Regions from separate parts of the Homo sapiens genome. Here region 1 is linked to region 2. Evidence: read pairs that join two places in POLR2A ChIA-PET (ENCODE). Cell type or tissue: PC-3. All regions are shown on one strand. Each heading gives the region's core, and the rest is flanking DNA. Links, peaks and the distances in the headings are about the cores only.

Region 1 (4,389 bases), core at 64-4,063, 73 kb before region 2:
ATGCTAAGGGAGAGACGATTTCCATGGTGGGGAGTGGGGAGGGAGGCTTCTGAGGAAGTGACATTTCAGGTGTGAAGTAGGAGCAGTGCTTAGGCTTTCATTCCTTCCCCAGCTGTGTGCTCAGTCAGTACCTACTGTGTGCCAAGTGCTGTTCCTGCTGCTGGGAATACGCCAGGGAGAAACACAGCCTTTGTCCTTGGGGAGCTTATGTTGTGGGTGCCGGGGAGAGATGAAAGCAAATACGAAAATACCCACATTCTATGAAGAAAATTAAGGAGGGTAAGGAGGCAGTGACAGGGGAATTGCATGATGGGAAGTGAAGGCCTCTCCGAAAAGAGATCTTAGTGGGAATCTGAGGACTTTTGGGTGTGAAAGAGACAAGTAGGTGTCTGTTCAGAGCATACCAGGCAGCAGGAGCAGGGAGTGTAGAGGCCCTGCCGCAGGAGCATTGAGAGGCGGGTTAGAGAAACATGGTAGGAGGTGAAGTTGGAGAGGTAGCCAGGGCCATGGTGAGGTGTCAAGACAGAGACAGAACCACCAGAGAGAGACCTGACCCACCTCGTTCAAAGACTGGCCCTGCAGAGAAGAGACCCTTCTGGAGCAGGCACGCAGGCAGGCGGGATGCTGGGGCCAGTCAGGTGGCAGCATTGGGCACCCACTCAGGGTGTGAGAGGAAGGGCGTCCGGGACAACCCCCACTTTTTTTTTTTTTTTTTTTTTTTTGAGACAGAGTCTTGCTCTGTTACCCAGGCTGGAGTGCAGTGGTACGATGATCCCGGCTCACAGCAACCTCCACCTCCCAAGTTCAAGCGATTCTCCTGCCTCAGCCTCCCGAGTAGCTGGGATTACAGATGTGTGCCACCATGCCCAGCTAATTTTTTATTTTTGGTAGAGACGGGGTTTTGCCATGTTGGCCAGGCTGGTCTCGAACTCCTGGCCTCAAGTGATCCACCTGCCTCGGCCTCCCAAAGTGCTGGGATTTCATGTGTGAGCCACTGCGCCCGGCCACAACCCCCACATTTCTGACTTGAACACAGATCATGTGGAGATTCAATGTCTTGAGTTTGTGAAGGAGTCCTTGGGGGAGGGGCTGGGATGAATTTAGAGTTCAGATTGGTGAATTTGAGGTAAAATACACTTTTGTTGTTTTTTTCTTTAGAGACAGGATCTCACTCTAGTCTGCTGGAGTGCAGTATCTCGATCTCGGCTCACTGCAACTTCTGCCTCCTGGGTTCAAGCAATTCTCCTGCCTCAGCCTCCTGAGTAGCTGGGACTACATGCACGCACCACTGTGCCCAGCTAATTTTTGGTATTTTTTGTAGAGATGAGGTTTCACTGTGTTACCCAGGCTGGTCTCAAACTCATAGCCTCAAGTGATCCGCCTGCCTCGGCCTCCCACAGTCCTGGGATTACAGGCATGAGCCACCACGCCTGGCCTTGTTTTGTTTTTGAGACAGGGTCTCGCTCTGTTGCCCAGGCTGGATTGTGGTGGCGCAACTATGGCTCACTGCAGCCTGGTCCTCCCCAGCTCAAGCGATCCTCATGCCTTAGCCACCCAAGTAGCTGAGACTACAGGCACACACCACCATGTCCAGCTAGTTATTTTTTGTAGAGATAGGGTTTCAGTATGTTGCCCAGGCTGGTCTCAAACTCCTGGGCTCAAGTGATCCTCTTACCTCAACCTCCCAAGTGCTAGGATTGCAGCGTGAGCCACAGTGCCCAGCCCACTTTTAATAAGGAAAGAAAACTGGACACCTGCTGTTTGTTTACTGGATACCTGCTATTTGTTTTGTTTGTTTGAGACGGAGTCTCTCTGTCTCCCAGGCTGAAGTCCAATGAATGGCCCTATCTCAGCTCACCACGACCTCCACCTTTCAGGTTCAAGCAATTCTGCCTCAGCCTCCCAAGTAGCTGGGATTACAATTGCCTGCCGCCATGCCCAGCTAATTTTTGCATATTTAGTAGAGACAGGGTTTCACCACATTGGCCAGGCTGGTCTTGAACTCCTGACCTCAGGTGATCTGTCTGCCTTAGCCTTCCAAAGTGCTGGGATTACAGGCATGAGCCACCGTGCCCGGCGGATACCTGCTATTTGAAAGTCACAGGCTGGGTGCGGTGGCTAATGCCTGTAATCCCAACACTTTGGGAGGCCAAGGTGGGTGGATCACGAGTTCAGGAGTTCAAGACCAGCCTGATTAAGATGGTGAAACCCTGTCTCTACTAAAAACTACAAAAATTAGCTGGGCGTGATGGCGGACGCCTGTAATCCCAGCTACTTGGGAGGCTGAGGCAGGAGAATCGCTTGAACCCGGGCAGCAGAGTTTGCAGTGAGCCAAGATCACAGCACTGCACTCCAGCCTGGGCAACAGAGTGAGATTCTGTCTCAAAAAAAAAGAACAAAAAGTGAAACTGCTGATCTGAAAACCACTTATTACTAATAGTGAACAACTGTAAACTCTCTCAAGTTTGCTAGGTGTTTTGCCAGCATCCCTTACCTCTGAATAAGCTCCTTGGAATTTTAGAGATATCTACAGGAAGGGAGATAGTGAAAGAAATTGGCTCTTTGAGTTTTTGTGCCCTCAGGGCAGCAGGAAAAGGTGTTTCTAGATGAGCATTTCTAAAAGAGCATCTCTAAGGTAAATCAGTATTATCAGAGCCCAGGCATTGTAGTGAAGATTCATTTCCCTTTCTCTGACAGTGTTTGGGATGGGGGCTCCAGGAACCAGCTTTATCTAAACCTTGGGCTTTTTCTGGTCCTTCTTGAATGACTAGCTTTTGGCATGTTGATAACATTTTTAAAACCTCCACTCTCTCTTATCTGTCCACTTCTTTCCCAGGCTGAACAAACTTGCTTCCTAAACTTCTGGTCGGGGAGGGGACAAACAAAAATTGGGAACTTAAGTGGGAGGGGTGCTATCTACAGTTGAAAAGTGACCTGGAGTCAGAATTCAGATGTGTGATTAAGATGTGTGGCAGGTGGCTTGACTGTGCTCCTCCTGATTTGGGGGTGAGGGTGTGACAGGCGTGAGCCACTGTGCCCAGCCGATTTTCTTTCACTCTTTATACAAAAGGATCAACTTCTATCCAGAATCCCAAGAGGGGTTGCATTCTTCTGCCCCTGCTTTTTCACTTGTCATATCTTCGAGAACTTCTACCAGTTTGTGGACATTTATGTGCTGCATCTCCAACTCTGTCTGACCAGTAACCCTAGAAAAAGTGGTCATTGGTATCATCCATTGCAGAGAAGAAAGTCTTTCTAGAGGTCAAGAGCCTACTGGGCCTATGCCATAGGATTCATTTCTGTAACTGCAACATCAAATGTAAAATATGATTTTACTTTAGTAGCCAACTGTATCATCTGAGTCTGGTTACTTACTCTATATTCTAGGGTGTTGGTTTCCTAAGGAATGAGGAGGACATCATGTTCTCCTGCAGTCAGTTCTCCTGTAGAATTAGCTTGTTTTTTTTAGAAAACACCCTCCCTTTTTAGAGGGAAGCAGCAGCAGGGACCTGGGCATTCAAGGAGTGCTGGGGGGGATCTGGGCTGCTCTCAGACTCTTCCCTGTTTATTAGCTACAGCATCTTCCCCATGCACACAAGGAGTCTGTCAGCACAGTGCAGAGGAAGGGGCTGTTCCTTTTCACATCTGGGCTGGACACATTCTTCACGGTTCCAGCATGAGGCCTTTCCAGAGCTGGCCCTTTTCCCAGACCCTAGCTTGAGTCCCAAGGCATCCAGGCTGGGGCCAAGGGCTCTTATGGGACTGAGCACTAAGGAAGGTCTTTAGCACTGGGAAGAATGTGAATGCTGGATTCACCACCATCACCATCACCACCACCACAATCACTATCACCATCTCCATCATCATCAACATCCCCACTGTTGTCACCACCACCACCATCACTATCACCATCATTACCATCACCATCACCATCATCACCATCACTACCACCGTCATCACCATCACCCTCACCACCCTCACCATCACCCTCACCACTATCACCACACTCACCACCACCACCATCACCACCATCATTACCACCAGCATCACCCTCACCACCATCACCATCACCACCACCATCACCTTCACCACCACCACCACCATCACCACCAGCATCACCCTCACCATCACCCTCACCACCACCATCACCACACTCACCACCACCATCACCATCACCACCAGCATCACCCTCACCACCACCATCACCATCACCACCACCATCACCTTCACCACCACCACCATCACCACCAGCATCACCTTCACCATCACCCTCACCACCACCATCACCACTACCAACACCATCACCCTCACCACTACCATCATCACCATCACCACCACCATCACCATCACCCTCACCACCACCATCACCATCAGCATCACCACCACCAC
Region 2 (4,389 bases), core at 139-4,138:
AAGCTCTTACCCAACATATTTTCCCATTGCTTCTTGGTTTTCTTTTGACATATTCTTCATAACATTAACCTTATAAGGCATGTAAATATTTCTTTCTTTCTTTTTTGTTTTTTTTTTTTCTTTTTTTGAGACAGGGTCTTGTTCTGTCGCCCAGGCTGGAGTGCTGTGGTGCAATCACAGCTCACTGCAGCCTTAACTTCCCAGGGTCATGCAATCCTTCCACCTCAGCCTTCTGAGTAGCTGGGACCACAGGAATGTGCCACCACGCCCGGCTAATTTTTAAATTTCTTTTTGTAAAGATAGGGTCTCACTGTATTGCTCGGGTTGGTCTTGAACTCCTGGGCTCAAGTGATCCTCCCACCTCGGCCTGCCAAAGTACTAAGAGGCGTGAGCCACCGTGCCCGGCCCAGACCTGGTCTTTCTGTCCTGACTTCTTGTTAAGTGATGACAATGTGCTCCTTTTTCATTCTGCCACAGTAGGTGGGTTTCTTTTATTATTATTATTATTTTCTTTGTAGAGACAGGGGTCTTGCTTTGTTGCTCAGGCTGGTCTCAAACTCCTGGCTTCAGACAATCCTACCTCAACCTCCCAGAGTGTTGGGATTACAAGTGTGAGACCCTGCCTCTGGTCGAGGAGATGGGTTTCTATTCCGTGCAGTTATACACAATTTCTAATTAATACAGCTTAATTGAGAAGGTGAGATTTGATCAGGGCTTTGAAGGATGTGAGTAGCAACTAACTGCGAGAAGGGGGCCAATGAAACAGTAATTCCTAGAGGCTCTGTTCAGACTTAGGGCTTTTGAATATCAGGGGTTCATCATCTGAGCTGCTGAATTAGACTAGGACTTCTTAAATACTTCTAAAATTGGTCTTGGGAATGAACCTGCAAGAAGAAAAAAGCCTAATAAAAATAGTAATAGTAGCAGTAGTAGCAGTACTAGTAATAGCTGGCTGGGCGTAGTGGCTTACACCTGGAATCCCAACACTTTGGGAGGTCGAGGCTGGAGGATCACTTGAGCCCAGGAATTCAAGGTCAACCTGGGGCCAGGTGCAGTGGCTCATGCCTGTAATCCCAGCACTTTGGGAGGCCGAGGCGAGTGGATCACCTTAGGTCAGGAGTTTGAGACCAGCTTGGCCAACATGATGAAATCCTGTCTCTACTAAAAGTACAAAAAGTTAGCCAGGCTTGGTGGTGGGCACCTGTAATCCCAGCTGCTTGGGAGGCTGAGGCAGAAGAATTGCTTGAACCCGGAAGGCGGAGGTTGCAGTGAGCTGAAATGGCGCCATTGCACTCCAGCCTGAGCAACTCAAAAGAGTGAGACTCTGTCTCAAAAAAAATAAAAAATAAAAAATAAACCTGGGCAACATAACAAGACCCTGTCTCTACAAAAAATAAAAATAAAAAAATTAGCCGGGCATGGTGGTGTGTGCCTGTGGTTCCAGCTACTCAGGAGGCTGAGCTGGGAGGATCACTTGAGCCTGGGAAGCCTAGGCTGCAGTAAGCCACGATCGCACCACTGCACTGCAGCCTGGGTAACAGAGCAAGACCCTGTCTCCGAATAATAATAATAATGGCAGGGCGTGGTGGCTCACACCTGTAATCCCAGCATTTTGGGAGGCCAAGGTGGGCGGATCACCTGAGGTCAGGAGTTCCAGACCAGCCTGGACAACATGGTGAAACCTTGTCTCTACTAAAAATACAGAAATTAGCCTGGTGTTGTGGTGCTCACCTGTAATCCCAGCTGCATGGGAGGCTGAGGCAGGAGAATCGCTTGAACCCAGGAGGCGGATGCTGCAGTGAGCCTAGATTGTACCACTGCACTCCAGCCTAGGCAACAGAGCGAGGCTCTGTCTCAATAATAATAATAATAATAATAATAATAATAATAATAACACTTCCAATGTAATAGGCTTTGTTCTAAAGGACTTACATGCGTTGCCTCCTTCAGTCCTCACAGCTACTCTTTGATGAAGGGTAGTTCCCACCTTATGGCTGAGGAAATAGAAGCAAAGAGAGGTCAAGCAACTTGCCCCAGGCTACACAGCTAGGAAATGGATGAGCCAGGATCTGAACCCAGGCAGTATGGCCTGAGCCTGAGCTCATTAGTTCATGCCAGGCAGGGTTTGACCAAAACCTTGGACTCACTCCTGTCTGCTTTCCTTCAGTGACTAAGAGGATTCCTGAGATGGATGTGCAAACATGAAGTGTTTACTTTCCTCCATGGGAATGTACTTCTGGCTTCCACTCCTCAGCTGCTGCTGCTAAGCCAGTGAGATAGATGGTGGTTTGGAAACACCCTCATGTGTGTTTCTTCTTTTTGTTGTTTTTGGGATCCTTACTGAAATAATTTTCCCCTCATTTTATGAAATATAGAGGTTCTTGCTGTATCTTATACCCCACCCCAAATTCTACTGATTTGTACTGAGCTGTGATAAAAATAATGATACCAAGTACATGCAGGGTTTCTTCCAGCCTCTAGGACCTGGCTTTGTCTTCCACTGCTCCTTCTGGGATGCTCCTCTGAGAACCAAAATCCGACCCTTTACATCCAGATCAGGACAAACTCACAGAGTAGTTTGCGAACTACTAGTTTAGAACTAGTTCGGAATCTGCTTGTTACGGTTTGTGACAAGAGGAACGCAGAAATCGAAAGTAAATAAGGGTAAGAGACTTTTTAGCAATTGAGCATTTGTCCCCAACACCCAAGCATATGATCAGGGAATTAGTCTTGACGGGGCATGGACCCCTTTGGATGCTGTTGAACTTGTGATGAGTTGCATGCTGCGTGAGCTGTGTTAAAGTCATGGGCAATAGGACTGATTTTTGGTTCCTGAAGGGGTGGAAATTAAAACAAAACAAAATAAAACCAAACCAAACAAAGTAAAACGAAAGAAGTGACCCTTTATCACAGAAAGTTTGTGAGTCACTGCTCTAACCCATATCACATTTTGCCACTTGTGAATCACCATAGTATTTCAGTCTACATCACATAATCTAGGACTGGACTATACAGGTTTATTATTGTTTTTTTGAGACGGAGTCTCACTCTGTGGCCCAGGCTGAAGTACAGTGGCGCCATCTTGGCTCACTGCAATCTCTGCCTCCCACCTCCTGGGTTCAAGTGATTCTCCTGCCTCAGCCTCTTGAGTAGTTGGGATTACAGGCACGCGCCTGGCTAATTTTTTTGTATTTTTAGTAGAGACAGGGTTTCACCATGTTGGCCACGCTGGTCTCAAACTACTGGCCTCAAGTGAACCACCCGCCTCGGCCACCCAAAGTGCACTGGGATTACAGGTGTGAGCCACTGTACCCAGCCTGGACCATACAGTTTTTATTTATGATTTATTTATTTTTATTTCATAGAGATGGGGTCTTGCTATGTTGCTCAGGCTGGTCTCAAACTCCTGTCCTCAAGTGACCCTCTCTCCTGAGCCGCCCAGAGTGCTGGGACCTCAGGCGTGTGCCACCATGCCTATCTATTTTTTTAAGTTTTTTTTTTTTTTTTTTTTTTTTTGTAGAGACAGGGTCTCACTCTGTTGCCCAGGCTGGTCTCCAACTCGTGGGCTCAAGTGATCCTCGTGTCTCAGCCTCCCAAAGTGCTGGGATTATAGGCATGAGCCACTGTGCCTGGCTCAGAGATACGTTTTTAAAACCTCGTTCTAGTTGCTTCATTTATGGAAGTCTCACCTTCTTGTTTGTATTCAGGACCCATGAGTTGGCACTCAAGGATTTTTGCTTCTATTTTTGTTATGATTCAAATCAAGAGATGAGATAGGAGCCAAGGCAAATATCTCTACAAAAAAATACAAAAATTGGCGGGGCATGGTGGCTGACGCCTGTGATCCCAGCTACTTGGGAGGCAGAGGTGGGAGGATTGCTTGAGCCCAGGAAGTCAAGGCTGCAGGGAGCCATGAGGGCACCACTGCATTCCAGCCTGTCTCAAAAAAAAAAAAAAAAAAAAAGTAGGGTTGGACAGAAAGCAGAGTCAGCTTTGCCTCACTTGGTGGTAAAAAGAAAAAAGAAAGTCTCGAAACATTTATTTATTTATTAGAAATGCAAAGCCAACGAAGAATCTTCAGGCAAACGATTGTAGTGACTGTTTATTGGAGGTTATTGTGTGCCAGGCATTGTGCATTTACATATATTATTTCATTTAACCTTTATACCATAATCTTTTAAAAGTAGGTATAATTATCACCATTTTGCAGATGAAGAAAATGAGGTGTCAGAGAGGTTAGGTAACTGGCCCAAGGTCACACAGCTACTAAATGGTGGCAGTCTGTCTGACTTGGAAGCCTGTGTGCTTTTGCTTATTCCCATTATTGCTTGATGACACCAATTGCTGCTAAAAGGGAATGTTACTGGATTTAAAGGATATGTGTACTCT

The links. Peaks named below come from ENCODE experiments on the same cell type or tissue, not always from the same donor. Only the 100,000 strongest peaks of a DNase experiment are listed, where the experiment ranks them.
Region 1: POLR2A ChIA-PET joins it to region 2 with 6 read pairs; 8 of 35 experiments call an interaction of 5 or more read pairs at or near these places.

The regions. Positions count from the first base shown.
Region 1 is chr1:7,986,272-7,990,660 of GRCh38, forward strand. No RefSeq gene overlaps it. Among named protein-coding and RNA genes, the nearest start is that of PARK7, 27 kb to the left of the region's middle. RefSeq lists an enhancer at 2,439-2,498. In PC-3, for the core only: no CTCF peak of the experiment used is centred there; a DNase peak (open chromatin) is centred at 2,520.
Region 2 is chr1:8,059,252-8,063,640 of GRCh38, forward strand. The region is part of intron 2 of ERRFI1-DT (ERRFI1 divergent transcript); the gene reads left to right. Among named protein-coding and RNA genes, the nearest start is that of ERRFI1-DT, 35 kb to the left of the region's middle. In PC-3, for the core only: no CTCF peak of the experiment used is centred there; DNase peaks (open chromatin) are centred at 2,180 and 2,900; H3K4me3 peaks cover 1,004 bases; H3K27ac peaks cover 3,975 bases.